Linked DNA regions of Homo sapiens: regions 1 and 3 are each linked to region 2. The links are chromatin loops, found by intact Hi-C in ENCODE. Cell type or tissue: Caco-2. All regions are shown on one strand. Region 1 has its middle 45 kb from the start of ACAA2. Region 2 overlaps LIPG (lipase G, endothelial type). Region 3 overlaps LOC105372112 (a long non-coding RNA gene).

Region 1 (8,000 bases), 170 kb before region 2:
TACAAAAATCAATTCAAGATGGATTAAAGACTTACATGTTAGACCTAAAACCATAAAAACCCTAGAAGAAAACCTAGGCAATACCATTCAGGACATAGGCATGGGCAAGGACTTCATGTCTAAAACACCAAAAGCAATGGCAACAAAAGACAAAATTGACAAATGGGATCTAATTCAACTAAAGAGCTTCTGTACAGCAAAAGAAACTACCATCAGAGTGAACAGGCAACCTACAAAATGGGAGAAAATTTTTGCAACCTACTCATCTGACAAAGGGCTAATATCCAGAATCTACAATGAACTCAAACAAATTTACAAGAAAAAACAAACAACCCCATCAAAAAGTGGGCAAAGGACATGAACAGACACTTCTCAAAAGAAGACATTTATGCAGCCAAAAAACACATGAAAAAATGCTCATCATCACTGGCCATCAGAGAAATGCAAATCAAAACCACAATGAGATACCATCTCACACCAGTTAGAATGGCAATCATTAAAAAGTCAGGAAACAACAGGTGCTGGAGAGGATGTGGAGAAATAGGAACACTTTTACACTGCTGGTGGGACTGTAAACTAGTTCAACCATTGTGGAAGTCAGTGTGGCGATTCCTCAGGGATCTAGAACTAGAAATACCATTTGACCCAGCCATCCCATAACTGGGTATATACCCAAAGGACTATAAATCATGCTGCTATAAAGACACATGCATACGTATGTTTATTGCGGCACTATTCACAATAGCAAAGACTTGGAACCAACCCAAATGTCCAACAATGATAGCCTGGATTAAGAAAATGTGGCACATATACACCATGGAATACTATGCAGCCATTAAAAAATGATGAGTTCATGTCCTTTGTAGGGACATGGATGAAATTGGAAATCATCATTCTCAGTAAACTATCAGAAGAACAAAAAACCAAACACCGCATATTCTCACTCATAGGTGGGAATTGAACAATGAGACCACATGGACACAGGAAGGGGAACATCACACTCTGGGGACTGTTGTGGGGTTGGGGGAGTGGGGAGGGATAGCATTGGGAGATATACCTAATGCTAGATGACGGGTTAGTGGGTGCAGCGCACCAGCGTGGCACATGTATACATATGTAACTAACCTGCACAATGTGCACCTGTACCCTAAAACTTAAAGTATAATAAAAGAAAAAAAAAGTCATATACAAAAAAGATACTTGCACACACGTTTATAGCAGCACAATTTACAATTGCAAAAATATGGAACTAGCCCAAATGCCCATCAATCAATGAGTGGATAAAGAAAATGTTGTATAGCTGGGCGTGGTGGCCCACATCTGTAATCCCAGCACTTTGGGAGGCCGAGGCAGGTAGATCACCTGAGGTCAGGAGCTCGAGACCAGGCTGGCCAACATGGCGAAACCCCATCTCTACTAAAAGTACAAAAATTAGCCGGGCATGGTGGTGGGCGCCTGTAATCCCAGTTACTCGGGAAGCTAAGGCAGAATTGCTCGAACCAGGGAGGCAGAGGTTGCAGTGGGCCGAGATTGCGCCATTGTACTCCAGCCTTGGCAACAAGAGCAAAACTCTGTCTCAAACAAACAAACAAACAAAAAAAAAAAAACAAAAGAAAATGTGGTATATATACATACTATGAAATACTACTCAGCCATAAAAAGGAACAAAATAATGGCATTCACAGCAACCTGAATGGAATTAGAAACTATTATTCTAAGTGAAATAACTCAGAAATGGAAAACCAAACATCATAGGTTCTCACTCATAAGTGGGAGTTAAGCTATGAGGATGAGAAGGCATAAGAAGTGATACATTGGACTTTGAGGACTCTGGGGAAAAGGTGGGAGGGGGGTGAGGGATAAAAGACTACACATTGGATACAGTGTACACTGCTCAGCTGATGGGTGCACCAAAGTCTCAGAAATCACCACTAAAGAATTTACGTATGGAACCAAACACTACTTGCTCCCTAAAAAACCTATTGAAATAGGCTGGGCGCGGTGGCTCACACCTGTAATCCCAGCACTTTTGGAGGTCGAGGGCAGATCACTTGAGGTCCGGAGTTCAAGACCAGCCTGACCAACATGGAGAAACCCCATCTCTACTAAAAATACAAAATTAGCTGAGCGTGGTGGTGCATGCCTGTAATCCCAGCTACTCCGGAGGCTGAGGCAGGAGAATTGCTTGAACCCGGGAGGCAGAGGTTGCAGTGAGCCGAGATCGTGCCATTGCACTCCAGCCTGGGCAACAAGAGCAAAATTCCGTCTCAAAAAACAAACAAACAAACAAACAAACAAAAAAACCTATTGACCTATTGAAATAAAAAATAAAAAAAAGGAAAGTCACAAAAAATAATAAATTGCTCAAAATCGTACAGAAGTAGAGCAAGTAGCTGCTCACACAATTTCCTTTACCCTTGTCTGTCTCTATAGATTATCATGGAGTGTGTGTATGTCTGCACATACACATGTGTGTACCTATGTGTTTTCAAAAGAGAAGGAGTGGAGAACTGGGGGAGATACCAAAGATATTGCCACCTGGCACTAAAGATCAATAGAAAGTGGGGTAACTATGGGAAATTTACTTCTGACCCAGCTACATGCTATAGAGAGAGTTAGGAAATAAAGCCAAATGCATCAGAGGTTTCCCCTAGGATGACCAGTTAATTTATCATCCAAACTAGGTCAGTCTTGAAAAGTGAAAGAGGACATTATTAATAATTACCCTGGGACAAAAGGTGTAAACTGGGACTGTCCTAGGCAAACTGGGACCTAGAGGACTCTAATAACCAAAGTGCATTGCAGTAACTCCACCTCAAGTTCAAGAAAGCTGAGCAAATATATTAAGTATGGATTGTTGGGTATGAAGATGATAAAGTAGTTGGTCAGAGTGGGATTCACTGAGTCCTTGACATTTGAGCAAATGCTTGAAGGAGGTGAAAGGTGGCCACACAGGTGTCTGGGAGAAGATCAGGGGAAACCAGTGCCCAAGCTGAGGCAGGAGCATGCCAGGTGTGTTCAGGGAACAGCAGTCAGTGCAGCTGGAGCAGAGTGAGTGGGGTGCATGTTATGCAGAGCCTTGTAAGTCATTAAGAGGGACTTTGGCATTTATTCTGAGTACAACCAGGAGCTACTGCAGGCTTTTGAGTAGAGAAAAGACATCATCTGACTTGCATTTCTATCGATATGTTCTACTGAAATGAACTTCAGAGGGACAAAGTTGGAGGCAAGGAGGTCAATTAGGATGCTATTGCAGTCATCCAGGCTAAGGAATAATGGTACCTCAGATCTGGGAGTCTACAGTGGGGGTGGTGAGAGGTTGTCAGATTCTGGATATATTTTGAAACAGTCTTGAGATTTTCTAATGGGTTGATTGGCTGTGAGTTGGCAGAGAGAAGTCAAGGATGATTCCTGGGCCTTTTCTCTCAGCCACTAAGATAGAGAAAGCTGCAGGCAGAACAGGTTTTGAGGGGAGTTCAGACATTCAGATGGAGATGCCAAGCAGGCCCTTAGGTGAAGGAGTCTGGAGTCTGAAAGCATTTGGGATGGGGATATAGACTTGAGAGCCATCAGCTTATAAATAGGACTTGGTCAAGAATGGGTGGCCTCCATCCTAGATGGATATAAATAAGAAATAAATATCAATTTTTCTTCTTATAACATTCCTAGGTTTTCATTTTTATGACTTTAAGAAAAATATGAATGACAAAAATAAAACATAAAATCAAATATATCTGTATTGCCCTTTGGGGGACACCATCTCTTGCTCACTTTACACAGTAAGTGCCATTTCCTTCACCTCCATGGAAAACATTTCGTAAATTACTAAGTTGAATAACTTAAAATATAGGACGGGAACATACATTTTAAAGGAATGCCTTTGTAAATGAGAAATTGTTTTTATAAAGTGATTGATGACTTTTCTTTCCCATTCTCTCTATTCTATTTTTTATTTTAAATTTTAAATGTGAGTACTAGAACTTCATTGACTGGGTGACTTGCAGTAGTCCAGCAATAAGCCCGGGCACACCTTGTACCCTAGGTGGCGCCTCAGGCTTGGGCTCCCTCGGTCACCTTCTCATCAGCATCTCAAAGAAGCATCTCAGCGAAATTGGCCTAACTCCTTCCCTTTCACTTCCTGGGACTTGAGGAAGAGAGAGAAGGAGCCAGGAGTAAAGAAACCTACGGTAGCAGGTGGGACGCAAATGCCCCACCTCCTGGCCACTGCCCCAGTACTGTTGGCCAAAGTCACTGCCTTTTGTTTCTCGTCAGTGAAAATGTGCAGTCACAAAGCCCCGAGAGCTGGGGAGTTCGTGTAACACAGCCCCTGAGCCAGTAACAGACCACAGGCCCTCCCTGAGGTGCTGAGCACCAGGGCAAGTGAGGACATGGAGGGACACAGCGGGGAGCATGGTCTGGAGCAGCAGAGAAGATGGGGTGACAATCATGGCACTCCCCACGCTTCTCTCCTGGAGCCCCTGGAGCCAGGGTGGCTCCGCTTCCTCACCCTGTCCCCTGTACTTGAGAGTCCACAGCTGCCCCCAGCTGCTCTCATGCAACAGAGCAGGGCTGCAGGAGCTGTCTGTCTATCCCTCCTCAATTTCTATGACATCAGCTGATACAGCTGTCACCAGAGAGGTCTGGGGGGGATGGGGAGCAGCAAAAAGACAAGCATGGGGAGATGTGTGTCCTGTGCCCTTGTCTTCCTTCCCCACTGAACTGTCCAGCTACCAGGACAGGAGCCATGCTGCAGACTCCACTCACACAGTCTAGTGCCTCTGGTATGAGTGCCTCAGCAAAGAAAAAAGCATCTGATAGATGCAAAACCTTCCAGGAGCACAGCCACCATGGAACGCAAGTCCCCACCTGTCTGTGCTGCCGTGTCTACTCTCCGCAAAATCCACCAGTTCCAATAAGTGAGAGCAAAGGAAGTCATGAGATAAGCTCCCCCAGAGCCAAGCCCTGGACCAGTCTCAGCACAGCCGGGATGTAGACACATTTCAGAAGCTTGGACCTTCTGGAATGTTGTAGAAACAAGGGGCATTGGCAGAAGTAAAATGCAGAATTGGATCTTAAACATGAAGTTCCTTGGGAGCCTTTTGAGTAATACAAGATCAAATTAGAAACCCCACAATGAAGTAACATGCTGATACCAAGAGCAAGCTATTCTAGCTACACATACACACACACACACGTATTCCTCAGACTACATTTCTAGATTGCAAAGAAAAGCTACATCCCCATGAGCTGAGGCCCACAGTGCAGACGAGATGGAACTCATTCCATGTTGGCCTGTAGGTTTATACCTGGTGTGACCATGAGCCTAGTGCTGGGACCCTACTCAGACCATCAACCAGGGCTCTAGGCCTGCGTCTTCCAGGGAGAACTAGCAGCACCCCCAGCCTTGCTGTCTCCCAATTCTATGCATCAGGTCATTACCCAGGCTGCTTTCTGGTCCCCACATGTAGCTCAGAGCCCTGAGATCACACGGATCTGCCCAGCCCTGGGAGGAGGCAGTCTGCCCACTGGAGACATTCCATTCCATTCCATACACTTCAATATGTTCATTATAGACGTGAGCTCCAAGAGGGTCTGGAACCCCCAGACTGTTGTTCTTACTGCACATGGTAAGTGGAGAAAACAAAATATCCACTGAAAAGACAATGGCTGAGACAAGACCATGTTATGAAGGATACATTTGTGTTTAGTCCCTTTGAACATTCTAATAGGCAGTTTTAGAACAAATAGGAGGAAGTCCTCTTTACATGGGTGCAAAGTAACTTCAGCAACTTGTTTTCACCAAGCAATAGTACAAGGTGAAAACAGAAATATTCTTAAGACCAAAAACATTTAAACATTTCTCAGTGTAATGAGGGGGGAAAAAAAAGCACTTTCAGCTGTAGTACATGACTTTATACCTATGTTTAAAAATGCACATACAGTTAACAACACTGTATTATATACTTGAAATTTTTGTTAAGAGGGTAGATTTCATGTTAGCTTTCTTACCACATTAAGAGGCATAGGGTGTGGCACCCAAGCACAGTGGCTCATGCCTGTAATCCCAGCACTTTGGGAGGTCAAGGTGGGAGGATCCCTTGAGGCCAGGGGTTCAAGACCAGCCTGGGAAACATATGGAGGCCCCCTCTCTTATTAAAAAAAAAAAAAAAAAAAGCAGATGGGGTGGGGTGGCACAAGCTGGGTGCAGGGGCATATGCCATTATTCCCAGCTACCTAGAAGGCTGAGGCCAAAGGATCGCTCTCAGTAACATAGTGAGACCCCCATCTCTAAAAATAAATAAATTTTAAGTTGGCTGGGAATATGGCTCATGTCTGTAATCCCAGCACTTTAGGAGGCCGAGGCGGGCAGATCTCCTGAGGTTGGGAGTTTGAGACCAGCCTGACCAACATGGAGAAACCCCGTCTCTACTACAAATATAAAAAATTAGCCAGGTGTGGTGGCACATGCCTGTAATCCTAGCTACTCGGGAGGCTGAGGCAGCAGAATTGGTTGAACCCAGGAGGCAGAGGTTGTGGTGATCTGAGATCATGCCATTGCACTCCAGCCTGGGCAACAAGAACAAAAACTGTCTCAAAAAAAAAAAAAAAATTTAAAAGAGCGTAGCCATGAGGAAACTTTTGGAGATGATGGATATATTTATTACCTTGATTGAGGTGATAGTTTAACGGGTGTTTACATATGTCCAAACTCATCAAATTATTAATGCACATATTAAATATGTACTTTTTTGCATAACAATTACACCTCAATAAAGCTGTTACAAGAATTTAAAGTGTTCCCCAATTGCCCAACAGAAGTCACTGTAACCCTCTCTGGAAGAGCCTGACTTCAATTAAGCAAGACACATCCTGAGTTCAAAGACATTAAAAGAAAGAGCATCAGAGAATGGATGACCTGGGGTGGCTCTAATTTTATAAAGCATTAGAAAGCAATAAAATATACATAAAATGTGAGTTGCTTGAGTGTCCCTGAATATGTCTGACCCTCAGAAGTCCCTCAGGTCCTCCAGGACTATCTGTGTCCTTATCACACACAGCAGACAGCAGTGTAGTAGTGTGTAGTGTAGACAGCAGACAGCAGTCCCATCTGCTCCCTGTCTACACTGGAGTCAATGCAAGAAAGGGAATTCCTCTGTGTATTTCATTTCCGACAAGAGGCCAGCAGGGGTGAAAAAAAGCTGAGCGGGTGGGAGAAAGGAAGGGCATTGCTTCCATAGACATGGACTGAGGGCCACTGAACAGAGAGGGAAGGATGCAGAAACCAGCTGCCAGGGCCCTGGCTCAGGGGACATGTAGTGTGGCCTGTGGTACAGGCAGGTCACCATCGAGTCCATAGACGCAGCCCCCAAAACTTCCAAAAGGTGCTCCTTTGCCTCCTGCACAGGTCTGGGTCATGAAGGTTCCTTCCCTGAAGGGATCAAATCCTATCTGGAAACCCATGGAAAAAGCCCTGACATAATTAAAAGTGCAAGACTGTCGAGAACCAGACACTCTACGCTCTGTGAGTCAGAGAAGGGAGAAGTCAGGTCACCTGAGGAAGACTTTTGTTTGGTTGTTTGTGTCTTTTGCCTTTTTGTTTGTGAAGAGGTTTGCATAGAGGAGGTGGGCTCTGAAGGGCCTCAGAGGATTGAGAGCCCCTCCTGAAGCCCAAGGTTGTAAAATGTGTACCTCCTGGTGGGGATGCTGGGCCCAGGACTGTGGCTGTGGGCTCCTCCTGCACACATGCTGCAGGTGACGGGCTCATTCTGAGCCTCTCCCCACTCTTTCGGGATGTCTTCAGGTGGATGCCCCCAGGCTGCCCCATCTGCAGTGTGTAGACAGTGCAGGTCTCAGCAGCTGCCCCCTCCCCACTCCAGGCCCTGGTCCATGATGTGTCCCCTGCCCCCTAACTGGCTAAGTACCTGCCCTGGGAAGAAGCAGGAGATGAGGCAGAACCCTCCCAAACACACAGACCCAGTGATGGAAGGTCCAGTGCCCAC
Region 2 (8,000 bases):
ATTGTAAAGGTGAAATGAGGGAACATAGGTGAAAGGACTTTATAATACAATTAATGTATTCATCATTATTTTACAATTAAATTTACAAAAAATATATATAAGTATCTCTGCTCTATAAAGTGAAGCTCACTGACATGAGGAAGCCCAAGACTGCTTGTTTTAAAACTTTTTTAGAGACAGGGTCTTGCTATGTTGCTCAGGCTGGTCTTGAACTGCTGGGCTCATGCTATCCTTCTGCCTCAGCCTCCCAAGTAGCTGGGAGGGTAGTCATGAGCCACCACGCTTGGCCAGCCCAAGTCTTTTTTGAAGGCACTATTCTAACTTAAAAAGGGGGGGGCACATACCCTTGGGACAGAATAGGACAAGATTTATGTCAAGATGGAAGACGCAATGTTGGTTAATGTCTGTGGCAAAGGAGTAATTAGGAAACACATCTGTTAGATCTTGTTCGCCCACCCCTTGGTTCTGTTCACTTGGTTTCATCAACATCCACAGGTGAATAAAAATGTTTGAATACCATAACGTTCAATTTGATCGTACCTCTGGTACAATTTCCTCTGACTTCTCATCTCCCACCTCTGCCCCCATTGAACAGGAATTAAGAAAAGCTACAAAGTCGTCTTGTCTACCTTCCTCATCAGGGCTCCCCTCCAATGCTGTGATCCCCTATTCCCAGTGGGTGAGCCTCTGTTCAGCTTCCCTTGGCCCTATACAAAAAGTCTCCTTCTTTCCCGCTCTCTCCTCATTGTGTCATCCAGGTCCCTGCCACACTGAGAAGGCGGAAGCCTGCCAGGTACTTTCTCCCCCTCCCACTGTCAGCTGGATTCCCTCAGTGATGTGAGGTGTGAGAGGGAAAGCCCCTTGGACTAAGGCAAGTGACTTGGACTCTACACCATCTGGGGCCACTGACAAACTGCTTCTCTGTTTTTCCCATCTCTCATACCTGAGCCTCCCGGGCTGCCTGAAGATTGATAGTTACAATCTTTTAAGTCCTTGCATTATTTGCAAACTGATTAGGAAATAATCATCTGTCAGGTTGGATTCCCCAGGAACACTGTCTGAGATGGAGATTGCATGCAGAAGTTTATTGGGGTGAGTTCTCAGGACAAACACCTGGTTAGTGTGACCCACCTCCCCTAGCCCCTCCCCACCAACCAGGTGTTTGTCTTTGTGAACTTCTTACAGATGATACTAAAAGCAAAATCTCTAAAAGGACAAATGGATAAATTATATTTCATCAAAATGTAAAACTTCCACTCTTTAAAAGACACTAATGTGAGAATGAAATGACAAATAACGAACGGGGAGAAAGCATTTCCAAAGCATATGTCTGATAAAGAACTTAAGTCCAGAACTTATATCCATTACATAAAGAATGTCCAACACTCAATAAGAAAGCAAACAACCTCCCTCAAAATGGACAAAAGATTTGAACTGATACTTCACCAAAGAAAATATGTCAATGGCAAATAAATACATTAAAATATGCTCAGCATCATTAGTCATTAGGTAAATGCAAGTTAAAACACAATGAGGTACCATGATATATCTGTTAGCATGACTAAAATTGAAAAGACCGACGATATCAAATGTTGGAGAGAATATAGGACAACTGGAATTCTCATACATTGTTGGTGGCAATGTAATATGGTACAACCACTTTGGAAAACAGTTTGGCAGTTTATTTAAAAGTTAAACATATACATTCCATATGATCCAGCTATCCTACTCCCAAAAGAAATGAAAGTTCATGTCCATACAAGGATTCATATGCAAATGTTCATAGTAGCATTACTCTAATAACTCAAAACTGGAAACAACTTAAAGTTCATCAACAAGTAAACGGATAAACAAAATGTTATTTATCTATACAGTGGAATACTGCTTAGCAATAAAATGGAACAGATGACTGATCCATGCAAAGACGTGGATGAATCTCAAAATAATTATGCTGAGTACAAGAAGGCAGACACAAAAGAGAACATACTGTAGATACACTCCACTTATACAAAATTCTAGAAAATGCAACTAATCTACAAGGACAAAAAGCAGATCAGGGACAACCTGGGGAGAGGGCAGTGGGAAGAATTACAAAGGGGCACAAGAAAACTTCTGGTGGTGGTATGTTCACAATCTCGATGTGGTAATGCTTTCAGTTTCATGATGATTTCCTGTACCAAAATGTCAAATTATATGATTTACCTGTGTGCAGTTTATTGTGTGCCTGTTATAAGTCAATAAAAAGCTGTGAGAAGAAGAAGGAGAAGAGGAGAAGGAGAGGAGAAGGAGAAAGAAGCAGGGAGAAGGGGAAGGAAAGAGGAAGTCTACCTTGAAGGAGAGAGAGGCAGCATGGCCAGGCCTGATGGCTCATGCCTCTAATCCCAGCACTTTGGGAGGCCAAGTTGGGTGGATTGCTTGAGCCCAGGAGTTTGAGACCAACCTGAGCAACATGGCAAAACCCCATCTCTACAAAAAATTCAAAATGTAGCCAGGCATAGTGGAGTACACCTGTAGTCCCAGCTATTTGGGAGGCTGAAGTGGGAGGACTGCTTGAGCCCAGGAGGTCGAGGCTGCAGTGAGCAGTGATGGCGCCACCACACTCCAGCCTGGGCCACACAGTGATACCGTGTCTCCAAAAAAAATTAAAAAAGAGAGAGAGAGAGACAGCAGCCAGGGAAACAAACCCCAGGGTTGTGAAGCCACATTTCCTAGGACCTCTTTTTGGATGATATATATTCTTCAAAAAGAATCCTATATGGAATTTGGGGCAGCCTAAGCAGAAGGAAGAAGCTCTGTGTATCTAATAGAGGATACAGGATGAATAGTAAGACTGACATCTCTGGCAGGAAAATGAAAATGAATTATCTCCCTCACAATAAATAGTTGAGGCTTTGACTTCAAAACAAGCCCACTGAAGTTGCCTTGGGATAATAACCAGGGCAGAAGTAAAGATAATGTCATTTTAGCTTCTCCATTCCAGTGAGATAACCCTGCCTCTGTTCCTGGCCTCAGCCCTTTCTCATATGGCATCTGTCCATTGCCTCTGGCCATGAGCAATTCTTGTGAGTCCAAAACCATTTGCCTCTGGTGAAGGTATTAAACCACATAGCGTGCAGACTCGTCTGGGCTGAGATAATTAGCAAATGGCCCAGATAACTCTGCTCCCTGCTGCCCCAGCTGGCCTCTGGGCCTGAGCCCTCACCTGCTGAGACCTGTCCTAGCTTCCAGAGTCTTCTTGCAGCCCTTTCCCTCTGCACACACACACGCACCGGTATGATTTAAGGAAAGTCAAGGTTAAATGGTATGGATAACCACAAAGGTTTAGGAAAACAAATGACTTGAGCCCTGATTTATATTTGTTTGATTCTTATTCCTTTTATTTACATATTAGTCTTTTTTAGGAGAGGCCACCCCCAATCTATAGATAACCCACAGTTACAAAAGAGGGCACCGACACCTCTCTTCACCTCTCTATGGCAACCGTTGCTGCCATGGAAACCACTGGGCATACACGGGGAGGGACAAATACTGGTGTTTACTGAAAGGCTCTGTAAGTTCAGGAGGGAAGAAATGAAATCAACTGTGAAAATCAGGAATATTTTAGGGGCCTCGATTAGAAGAAAGATTCCCAAGCAGATCTAGCCTATGTGTAAGGTGGCTGCCCTGCTCCACTGTTTCTCTATCCCAACAGGAACCTTTCCTTTTGTTTCTTGGTTTTCGTTTGTTTGTTTGTTTCTGAGTTTGCTTGCTAGGGAGAGGAAAATTTCCTTTTGATTTGACCTACTGCCTCCATGCAAATCAAAGATTAATTTGGATTAACAAACGTCTTCTTTAAACAATGCAGACAACTCTGGACCAGGTAAAGGTCTACTAGCCATTGACAATGTGCATGACTTCAGTTCAGTTACAAGCTCCCAACAGATCCCTTGTGGAAGTCAGCTACACAGAATACCAGAGAGCTGGGGCTAAGAGAGTAGGAAGTCAAATGCATTTGGAAAATGGAGCACTTGAGGGATATGAGGGGGGGAAATACTTGGAGCTACATGACAATATGTCACAGGGGCCAGGAAAGGGGGCACCAGGGGACCAGGGCGGACAGAAAAGAAATGTGGATCTAATGGTCAGCAACAGAGGAACGGCTGACAAAAGGGTAATTGTCCACCTGCTGGATGGACATTTCTGTGGCCTTTTTTTTTTTTTTTTTTTTTTTGAGATAGAGATTTGCTCTTGTTGCCCAGGCTGGAGTGTAGTGCCGTGATCTAGGCTCACTGCAACTTCTGCCTTCTGGGTTCAAGTGATTTTCCTACCTCAGCCTCCCAAGTAGCTGGGATTACAGGTGCCCACCATCACACCTGGCTAACTTTTTGTATTTTTAGTAGAGACAGGGTTTCACCACATTGGCCAGGCTGGTCTCAAACTCCTGACCTCAGGTGATCCACCCACCTCGGCCTCCCAAAGTGCTGGGATTACAGGTGTGAGCCACCGCACCTGGCCCTAAGGAGTACATTTTATTAGCATTTTAGTTTATTTAATATTCATTGTTCTATTTAAATTTTCTTATTCTAATTGTGACGTTTTACATTTTTTCAGTTTTTATACAGGTTTTGAATTTATATTTCATAATATCTATTAGCATGATGACTTTCACATTTATACCTTTTATTCAGATGGAATTCATTTTTGTTTTGGGGGGGTTGATGGTTTTAACTTCTACTTTAGTTTCAGGGGTACGTATGCAGGTTTGTTATGTAGTTAAATGGTGTGTCACAGGAGTTTGCTGTACAGATTATTTCGTCACTCAGGTAATAAGCATAGTACCCAATAGGTATTTTGGAATTCATCTTTGTTGCGTGTTAAAATAGGAATCTAATTTTGTTTCTCTTTGTCAAATGAGCCTACTTTCTCATCATCCATCCATTCCTTTCCCAAAGACTAATAGGCCCCTTTTATCATACATAAAATTTCCGCATATATGTGGAAAGGATTTTATTTTATTCTATTCTATTTTATTTTATTTTGAGATGGAGTCTCACTCAGTTGCCTAGGCTGGAGTGCAGTGGCGTGATCTCAGCTCACTGCAAACTCCATCTCCCAGGTTCGAGCGATTCTTCTGCCTCAGCCTCCGGCGTAGCTGGGACTACAGGCACGTGCCACCACGCCCAGCTAATTTTTGTATTTTTAGCAGAGACGTGGTTTCACCATATTGGCCAGGCTGGTCTCGCACTCCTGACCTCGTGATCCTCCCATCTCAGCCTCCCAAAGTGCTGAGATTACAGGGGTGAGCCACCGTGCCCACCCAGGATTTTATTTTTGTCTCACACTGTCCTCTTATCAATTCAAATGTTTACAAAACACAAATACTTTCTTTTTTACCATGTACCTTTAACATTCACAACAACCCTGAGCAGTATTGTCTCTGTTTCTTAAATGAGCAGATAGAGACTCAGAAAGGCTGTATTTAGCCTAAAACTCACATAATGCTGGATGACACACCAAGAATTCTGATTCCAAACTAACTGCTCTTTTCCCAGATTACCTCCTGCCTGTTTAAGCACCTAGTTTCTTATATCTAATTTCATCTATTTATTTAAATATTCATTGAATACCCATGATGTTCCAGACACTATTCTAGCTTCTAAGATAACGGCAGAAAACAAGCCAGATAAAAATCTGTGCCATCAGAGAGCTTACATGGCAGAGGGCTCAGGGTAGCTCTGAACACAGAGGTGACACCTGAGAAATACCATATTTGATGACAAAGACTGTTCTAGTACCTACTTTGTATCCATCCTTCCAAGGGGTCTGGGGCTTCAGCTTGTTTGGAGAGTCAAAGGAAGTCCTGTGGAAGTTCCCCTGACTCTAACTAGTAACTGAACCCCCAAGCCAAAGAAGGCACTTGCAGTCATCCAGGCTATGACTCTTCCTTTGGGAAATTTCAACAATTTTCTTTACTATGCCAGAGACACCATTTTCTGCTTTCCTCTGACATCTGAACCAAGTTAAGAACTTATCTCTTATTGTCTAACCCAACTCCCTACAGCCATTATCAAGCCTGGTTTCAGAATGTCCTGGTAGAGATGGACAGTGGAGTTTCCACCATCACTAAAGCCCTTTATAAAGAGCTTCCTTGTCATTTAGAAATGTTTTCACACTTAAGACCAGAAATAAAGTCAAACTGATGTAATGCATTATACTTCATAGTCATAGATCAATTTAAGATTACTAAAAATTGACTACAGGATTTAATCATTTAAAGGGTACTCTGGTCTATCTCGCTGGCTTTAGCAGAGAAAAAACTAATTCCTGATAAACGGATGGCAAGATCCAATTTCCCTTTTAATAAATAGTAATTGGTAGGGGGAAAGGGGAAATAGGGACGGAATTGTTAAAAGATACAAAATTACAGCTAGTGGCTGGGCCCGGTGGCTCACACCGGTAATCCCGACAGTTTGGAAGGCTGAGGTAGGTGGATCACTTGAGGTCAGGAGTTCAAGACCAGCCTGGCCAACATGGTGAAACCTTGTCTCTACTAAAAATACAAAAATTAGCTGGGTGTGGTGGTGCATGCCTGTAATCCCAGCTACTTGGGAGGCTGAGGCAGGAGAATCACTTGAACCCAGGAGGCGGAGGTTGCAGTGGGCCAAGATCATGCCCCTGCACTCCAGCCTGGGCTACAGAGCAAGACTCCATCTCAAAAAAAAACAAAAAAACAAAAAACACCAAACGAAACAAACAAGATTACAGCTAGACAGGAGGAATAAATTCTAGTGTCCTATACCACTGAAGGGTAAAACTAGAGTTAATAAAATATGGTTTCAAGTAACTAGAAGGAGGATATTGAATGTTCCCAACACAAAGAAATGATACATGTTTGAAAGGATGGGTATGCTAATTATTCCAACATGATCACTATACCTTGTATGTATCGAAACATCACTATTTTCCCCACAAATATGTACAATTATTATATGTCAATTTTAAATAAATAGTAATTGGATCTTCAGCAGGGCCCATGGGCACCCTAAATAAAGACTGTATTTCCCAGCCTGTCATGTGACCATGGATTTATTTCTGGCCAATAGAATGTAAGCAACTTCTCAGTCATGTCTTTAAGAGGAGACTGTTCATCCCTTCCCTTTTCTGGCTTTCCATTGGCTGGTAGGGGACCCCTGGGCTGTGGGGATGCGAGGAATACCCCATGAATGGCACAGTGAAAAACTAAGAACCTGCAGCCCTCTTGGCCTGTAGAATAGAACCTTACTACCAGCTGGGACTTTAACCAATAGAGAAATCAGCTTCCCTCTGGTCTAAGTCACTGATATCTAGTTCCAATTCAACCAAACCTAATAATCTCACTAATGCTCCCCAGTGTCCAGCCATGCTCCCTGTTCTTCCTAACATCCACCTTCAGGCCTTCAAGCTGCTACAATTGAAATAATTTTTCTTCTCGTCTTCAGTGAAATGATGTTCTTGTTCTGGTTCTTTAGTGAATTGCTGTCCACTTCTGCTAACGATGAGTGTCAAATAAAGAATATGCCTTATATTAGAGTAACTTTTTGTCAGACTCTAGGTTGGGGCAGCTATATTCTTTCAAACTTTAAGAATTGGCCAGGCACGGTGGCTCACACCTATAATCTCAGAACTTTCAGAGGCTGAGGCAGGCGGATCACTTGAGGCCAGGAGTTCGAACCCAGCCTGACCAGCCTGGCCAACATGGCGAAACCCCATCTCTACTAAAAATACAAAAATTAGCCAGACATGGTGACGCATCTCTGTAATCCCAGCTACTCAGAAGGCTGAGGTGGGAGGACCACCTGAGCCCAGGAGGCAGAGGTTGTAGTGAGCCAAGATTGCCACTGCACTCCAGCCTGGGTGACAGAGAGAGGCTCTGTCTCAAAAAAAAAAAAAAAAAAAAAAAAAATTGAGTTGTCAGACCATTAAGAACTTTATAATTTTTTATTATTTTACTATTTAAAAATTTTAATCTTGAAATTGGTTAA
Region 3 (8,000 bases), 63 kb before region 2:
ACCAGGCAGAAGCCTCAGGGGTTGTCCTCCATAAAAAAGTTAAAAGTAATCAGCAAAAACGAGAAGAAAAGAAGACACTTCCCACATCACCTTTCTCAGAAACTTCCAGTCATTCCCTAGGACCTAGGGCACTAAAGGCCTTTGAAATCTGCAGAACCTTTGACCTAGTAATTCTGCTTCTATAAATTTATTAAGAAATAATCCGAGGTACATGTAACTATGTATATACAAGAATGCCATCGAGCCTTCACATACCCTGAAAAATTTAAAATAATCAGATAACCATTAATAAAGAATTGATTAAGTACATTACAGTCTTCCCTCAGTATTCACAGAGAGATTTGTTCCAGGATCCCTGAGGATACCAAAATCTGGGATGCTCAAGTCCCTAATATAAAATGGCATAGTATTTGCATATAACCTACAAACATCCTCCCCTAGACTCTAAACCATCTCTAGATTGCTTATAATATCTAATACAATGTAAATGCTATGAAAATAATTGCTATACTATATTTTTAAATTTATATTATTTTTATTGTTGTATTGTTATTTTTACTTTTTCAAATACTTTTGATCCAAGTTTAGTTTAATTCTCAGATGCAGAACCCACAGACATGAAGGGCTGGCTATAAAGATGAATTACTGTGCGTCCATTAAAAATCAGGTTTCAAAAGATGGCTTCATGAACAAATGCTCATAACATATTAATGATATTTTTAAAACAAGTTATAAGGCACGTGTAACATATGACTACGACGACTGTGACCAAAAGTTACTGGAGGGAAATACATCAAAGGCATTGCATTCTCTAGGTGATACGCTGACTCATGATTCCTTTTGGATTTATTCTTTTCTATATTTTCCAACATTTCTATAATTAGCATGTATTACCTTGTAGAAAAAAGTAAAGGTGTAGTTATTTGTTGATTATCCATTTTAAAAGAGTTCTCTACGGCCTACAGGAACAATTTCAGCTCTTTACCTTGGCATGCAAGACCCTTCACAATGTGTCACGTTCCCCATCTCCTGCCCTCTCCCCTCCTCAGGCCATGCCCTTCCTGGCCCCTACACAGGTTGTCCCACATCCCCTCCCCAGCCTCTCTCACCTTCTTTTCTGCCTATTCAAATCCCAACAGCGTTTGCAGTCACACCTCCCCAGAGCACCTCCAGGCCTTACGTATTTGAACTGGACCAGAAACAAGCACCTGGGCTTGACTGGCTGTGTGGCTTCTTCAGGTGCTCTCAGAACATCAAGGGCAAAGAAAACCTCACTTTTGCTAGAAGCCCTCCCCTTGGGAGCTTACGGCAGCCTCCCACGTGCCTGCGCACGCTTTCCTTCCTCCTTACTGTCATGCTTGCATAAAGGGGAGTGAGTGCTCACCAGTGCAGGGAGGCCACTCCTGTTGCCACCAGACTGTCGACCAACATTGAGAATCCAAGTCAGCTCAATTCAATGGTCAAAATTTCAACATTTGGAAACCACTTCTGACCCTAAGGGCAAAGGAGAAAGATACAACCACTTCATTCATCCATTCATTTACCCCTTATCGTATTTATTCATCTTTTAGTTTAGTTATTCAATTGGATGATAATTTAAGCTGCAAATACTTGAGTATCTGCAAGCACATTCCCAGGTGTTGGGACTATTCAGATGTACCGGCAGTGTCTGCTGCCTTCATGAGACACTTGCTGCATGGCGGGAGGCAGGCAAATGCAACCACAGGGCAGTAAAAGGCAAGACCAGCCGGGCCCACTCCCAGCACACACACGTGCACAGGGACATGCAGGCACACAGACAGACATGCATTTCTAGAGCAGAGCATGGAGTTTGGCCCACAGCAAGCTAGATGGATGGGGTGGCAGGGCAGCAGTGAATTGTTTTTTCTCTCAACACTTCCAATACCAAATATATGGGAGCTTTTTCCCATCTCAGCCAATTCTCCAACTCTCTGACACCAAATGGGTATCCTAGAACTCAATTCAATTCTGCCACTAACTACTAGAGTTAGCATAGACCTTCCATGGTAAAGGCTCAGTCCTATAAACTCCCCACTTCACATGGGGACTCTTGAAAGTCTCAGGTTGCCGCATGTTCTTTGGACCCACTGGCTATAAATCAGGGGTACCCATGACCCCCTCCTCAGGTCTGAGAACTTGCTAGAACAGTTCACAGAACTCATTAAAACACCTCATTACATTTACTATTTATTATAAAGGAAACAACTCAACAACAGCCAAATGGAAGAGATGCACAGGGCAAGGTATGGGGGAAGCGCCATGGGGCTTCCATGCCCTCTCCAGGTACACGGCCCTCCCAGCAGCTCCATGTATTCACCAACCTGAAAGCTCTCTGAACCCCATCCTTTAGGGGGTTTATGGAAGTTTCTTTCTGCAGACATGATGGCGAAATCATTTGGTCTTTGGTGATTAAGTTTATCTCCAGCTTCTCTCCCCTCCCTGGAGGTCGGGGGGTGGGGCTGAAAGTTCCACCCTTTAATCATGCCTTGGTCCTCTGTCAACTGCCCTTCTTGAACTCTCTAGCTATCAGGAGTGGCCTCATTAGAACAAAAGACATCCTATCACCCAAGAAATTCCAAGGGATTTAGGAGCTGTGTGCCAGGAACTGGGTGGTGGGGGAGACCAATATTTTATTTTCATATCACAGGGGGGCTTTTAAATAAATGATTGCCTCTTGTTCAACCCCACACAAGAAAGGAGAGAAGACGTTTTATTTTTTGAGATGGAATTTCGTTTTGTCACCCAGGCTGGAGTGCAGTTGCATGATCTTGGCTCACTGCAACCTCCACCTCCCGGGTTCAAGCGACTCTCCTGCCTCAGCCTCCTGAGTAGCTGGAATTACAGGTGCACACCACCACACCTGGCTAATTTTTGTATTTTTAGTAGAGGTGGGGTTTCACCATATTGTTCAGGCTGGTCTCCAACTCCTGACCTCGTGATCTGCCCCCCTCAACCTCCCAAAGTTCTGGGATTACAGGCGTGAGCTACCAAGCCTGGCGAGAAGATATTTTAACATGGTAACAGTCATTAGGCTCAGAGCTTGTTTCTCAGCAGTGGAAAGTTCTGTATGGACATTTGTAAAGACACAGAAATAAAGGAAAGTAGTTCAGTGCAGCTGGAGCTCAGCCTCCAGGCTGGGTTTATGGGACAGGTAAGGCTGGAGGGGTAGGCAGGCCCAGGTCAAGAAGAATGTTTTACACCATACACGGGAGAACTTCATCCTGAGAACAATGATGTCCACTGAAAGGCTGACATGAGCCGATTTATCACTAAGAATGATGCCTCTGCCTAAAAGAAGAAAGGATGGGGAGAAAGAAGTAGAGGAAACGTAGGGGCAGTATGTTTTGTGGATGGTTGGAAGGTTGCCACAAAGAGAGGTGACGGCCTAGACTAGGGCAGTGCCTGAGGAAATGGTGAGACATAGAATAATTGGAAGCATATTTGCATAACTTGGTTTCTAACACCATTCTCAATAAAAGGAACCAAGGCTCCTTAGAAACATTAGGGGCATTCCTGCCTCCTGGGGCAGGAAATGAAGGAAATATGCACCAAAATGAGTCTGGTGCATCTTGTAGTGCCATAAAGGAAGTGCTACAAATACACACACACACACACACACACACACACACACACACACACACACACACTGATGGGAATACGGCCAAGGAGCATGGAAGCCAACTGAAAGAGCTTCCAATGACCAAAGCTGGAACAATTTGAACAACAAAATAAAGTAGGATTGGATTATAATGCAAAGTATAAAATAAATATCCAGGAATCCATGCTAATATAAATAAATGATTGCCAAGTTAATAAATGAGGGAGAAGAGATAAATTTCCTGTGCAGAAGAATTCCAAATAAATTATGTAGATTTCCCAGTCCTCATAATTCCCACTCCTTAAGTGTGAGCTACACATAGTGACTTCCTTCCAAACAATACAGAATGGAAAAGTGGAAAAACCCAGTAACTTTACAGTGGAGAAACCTGACAAATTCCACCTCCGCCAGGTGATCAAGGTTAACATCAACAGTGATAAATTGTGTCGTTAGTATGTGCCCTTGATAGCATGTGATGAAGCCTGTTCAAAGAGGTAAGATTTCATTCATTCATAACATTTAATGCATATAAGCTATTCATTCGTGTGAAAAACATTGGCAGCCTTTGTACCAGGCACCGGTCTAAATGCTGAGGATTCATCTACTGGAGGGAGACAGACAAGAAACAAGGAAATAGCACTGCAGGTATAAGTGTTGTGAAGAAAAGAAAAGCAGGATAGGAATGTCAGGAGGGTAGGGAAGTTATTTAAAAGGGGTAGGCTGTGAGGCCTCTCTGATAAGGAACATTAGAGCAGGAATCTTAAGGATTCACGGGTCAGCCTTGCAGTTGCTGAGGGAAGGACATCACAGGCAGAAACCTGCATGATTGCAACCTCCAGGATGCCCCCAGCAATCCCCACCTCCCATTATTTGCACCCTCGTGTGGCACCTCCAACTATGAATCAGGGTGGCTTTGTGTGACCGACCAAATGGATCAGGAGTGATGGTGTGTGACCTTGGAGGCTAAGTCATAAAAGGCATTACAGCTTTCACCTGGCTTCCTGGACACTTTTGCTCTGAGGAAATCCAACCTTCATGCCCTCAAGACATCCTAATGCAAACCCATGGAGAGCTCCACGTGCCTAGGAACTGGGGCTCTGGCCAACAGCCAGCACTAACTTGCCAGCCACATGAGGGGGTCCCCTCAGAAGTAAAGCCCCCTACTAGCCAAGCCTCAGATGACTTGGCTACTGCCAACATCTGTCTGCAACCTCATGAAAGGCCATAAGCCAGGACCACCCTGCCTAGCTGATCCTGAATTCCCATCCCACAGAAACCATGAGAGATCATAGATGATTCTTACTGTTTAAAGCCACTAAGTTTTGGGATGATCTGTTATGCAGCCTTAGATAACAGAAACCTCCAGCAGTTACAAAGACCCTAGGCAGTAGTATGCTTGTGGTATTCAGAGATCCATGGAGCAGGGCTAGGGGCCAGTGTGACTGGAGCCCAATGAGGGTACAGAATGGAAGGGGCCACAGTGAGGATAAGGGAGTGACTCAAACTGCAGAGGGTTTGAGCTGATCGGAGGAGCATGGTCAGATAGATAGACAGATATATATTATATATCTATATATAATACAGATAGATACCACTTATTTATTTGAGAGAGTCTCACTCTGTTGCCCAGGCTAAAGTGTGGTGGTGCAATTGAGGCTCACTGTAGCCTCAACCTCCCAGTTTCAAGCAATTCTCCTGCCTCATCCCCCAGAACAGCTGAGACTACAGATGTGTGCCACCACACTCAGCTAATTTTTATTTTACTTTTTGTAGAAATGAGGTCCCACTATGTTGCCCAGGCTGTTCTTGAACTCCTGGTCTCAAGTGATCTTCCCACCTTGGTCTCCCAAAGTGCCAGGATTACAGGCATGAGCTACTTACCGCACCAGTCTCGCTCGCTCTTGCTCTCATTCTCTCTCTCTCTATATATATATATATATATAAATATATATACAAATATATAATATATATAATATAAATTATATATATGTGTGTGTGTGTGTGTGTGTATTTAAATATATACTGGGCTCATGCTGGGATTACAGGCATGAGCCACTGCACCAGGCCATATATGTGTGTGTGTGTATTTAAATATATACTGAGCTCATGCTGGGATTACAGGCATGAGCCACTGCATCAGGCCGTGTGTGCGTGTGTGTGTGTGTGTGTGTGTGTATTTAGAGACAGGGTCTTGCTCTGTTGCCCAGACTGGAATGCAGTGGTGCAATCACAGCTCACTATAACCTCGAGCTCCTGGGCTCAAGTGATCCTCCCACCTCAGCCTACAGGTGTGCACCAGCTAATTTTTTTTTTAATTGTATAGACAGGGTCTTGCTATGCTGTCCTGGCCAGAGTACAGTAACTATTCACAGGCACGATTATGGGGCACTGCAGTCTTGAACTGCTGGGCTCAAGCGATCCTCCCTCCTCACTGTCCCAAAGCCCTGGGATTACAGGTGTGAGCCGCTGTGCCTGGCTATCCCATTTATGGTTTGACAGGATCCCTCCCCAGCAGCGCTGGGAATAGGCAGCAGCAGGGTGAGGATGGAAGCAGGAGGAGCAATCAGGATGCTTCCACGGTGTCCCAAGCAAGAGCTGATGGTGGTCTGCACCAGGATGGCAGAAACAGGCAGTGAGGTGGGGTATAAGAGAGTCAAGAAGGACTCCAAAGTGTTTGGCCTGAACACCTGTAAGAGTGGCGTTGCCGCTTACTGAAGGAAATGGTTAATTGGAAAAAACCAAAAGTTTGTTTTATGACTTGACTAAACAGGAGGAGAACAAAGATGATGCAAAAGGAGAAGTCAGGGACAGCATCTAGATTCCTGAAGGAGAAAGGGGTCTGCTTCTGGCCTTGGCAGAGGTGGCTTTTCCTCACAACTGTGTTCTTGATCCTTTGGAACATGGGACAACCATTGGGGTCCCTGAGGCTGCTATAGTCACATGTCTTCTTCCACTGGAGATACTTTCTTTACCTTGTGGTCTCTTCGTTTTGATGCCTCAGGTAACACAGGCCAGGACTGCCCTGGAAATGAGAAAACTGAAGGGTCAATGCCTCATCACAAGTGACAGCCATGATTGAGAACACAGGGCTGTCATATCTTCCATTTCATCGAGAGGGACTAGAAATTCAGATTTTTATGCAAAATCTTCCAGTCTTCAAATACTGTCATGCAATAGTGCAGTGGCATAATCATGGCTCACTGCAGCCTCAACTGCCCCAGCTCAAGTGATTCTTCCACCTCGGCCTCCCAAGTAGCTAGGACCACAGGTGGGCATCATCACACCCGGCTACTTTTTTTTTATTATTTGTAGAGACCAAGTCTTGCCATGTTGCCCAGGCTAGTCTTGAACTCCTGGGCTCAGCCTCCCAAAGTACTGGGGTTACAGGTGTGAGTCACCAATTCAATTTTGTTTAAAAAAATTATATAGACCACAAAACACAACAGTGGCCTGGAGGTGGCCTGAGGGCCGCCACTATGCAATCACAGCTTTAGATCATGAGCTTGTGTTCCTTTCTGACTCACTCTCCCTGCCTGTGAAGCGGCGTTGAATATCTCACACATCTGCTGGGAGGCAGAAGAATTAGACCGTGTGAGGGATTAGGCTTATCAACTTCAGGATCTACCGAAACAGAGTGGCGTTACTGCTGTGGGTTATTAAAGCCATCAAGCCTGCGGTGCAATATCCCTTCATGAATCTTTGTTGACACCGCCAACAGTGCAAGTCTCTACACTAGAGTGCAATTCAGTTACTCACATTACTCAGTTATTTAGCTGAAACTCACTTATTTATTTCCCACAGCACCTAACAGTGCCTGACTCACAATACATAATCTGAAAGTAGTTGCTGTAGGTGACGTTAGTCATTTATTCACTCATTAACTCCACTAGGATTTTTTTTCCTTTGGTACCAATTATGTGCCTACTGTTGCCCGGGGGCCACTATGGAAAATACCCAGCCTCAACCGCACCCAGGTGACCATCCAGGTGTGAAGAACACACGGACCCCTGAGCGCTCAGTGGAAAGAGGACTGTCACTGCCAAGGAAGTAAATCCAGCTGTCCAGGTTTGCCTGGAACTGAGGAGTGTCTCAGAATATGGGACTTCAAGTGCTGGAACCAGGACAGTCCAAAGTAAAGCAGGATTGCCGGTCACCCTGAGTAGAATAACTAATAGTCACAAACATAGACTCAAAATCAGACATCGCGCAGTCACCCCTTTCCCACTGTCCTGGCTGTGTGATCTTAGACAAGTTACTTAACCTGTCCAAGCCTTTGTTTTCTTAGTTATAAAATGAGAATCTATCTTGTGAAGTGCTTTGAAGGACTAAATGAGAAAATACTCACTGTAAACATTCAATAAATGGCAGCCACCATCATCGG

The links. A loop is a pair of places that touch in the nucleus more often than their neighbours do. Peaks named below come from ENCODE experiments on the same cell type or tissue, not always from the same donor. Only the 100,000 strongest peaks of a DNase experiment are listed, where the experiment ranks them.
Region 1: it touches region 2 in a loop (3-fold over the local background); 2 of 110 quality-filtered maps call a loop at or near these places.
Region 3: a loop joins it to region 2, with 2.1 times the contacts of the local background. A loop is called at or near these places in 4 of 110 quality-filtered maps.

The regions. Positions count from the first base shown.
Region 1 is chr18:49,764,248-49,772,247 of GRCh38, reverse strand. No RefSeq gene overlaps it. Among named protein-coding and RNA genes, the nearest start is that of ACAA2, 45 kb to the left of the region's middle. In Caco-2, a CTCF peak has its summit at 4,063 (motif pointing right); a DNase peak (open chromatin) is centred at 4,057.
Region 2 is chr18:49,592,846-49,600,845 of GRCh38, reverse strand. It overlaps LIPG (lipase G, endothelial type), which reads right to left. Exons shown (of 10, transcript NM_006033.4): 10 at 1,661-8,000. Among named protein-coding and RNA genes, the nearest start is that of LIPG, 35 kb to the right of the region's middle. In Caco-2, no CTCF peak of the experiment used is centred here; a DNase peak (open chromatin) is centred at 3,125.
Region 3 is chr18:49,655,528-49,663,527 of GRCh38, reverse strand. LOC105372112 (a long non-coding RNA gene) reads right to left here. Exons shown (of 5, transcript XR_007066363.1): 2 at 1,385-1,494. Among named protein-coding and RNA genes, the nearest start is that of LIPG, 97 kb to the right of the region's middle. RefSeq lists enhancers at 1-237, 3,982-4,591. In Caco-2, no CTCF peak of the experiment used is centred here; DNase peaks (open chromatin) are centred at 2,477 and 4,467.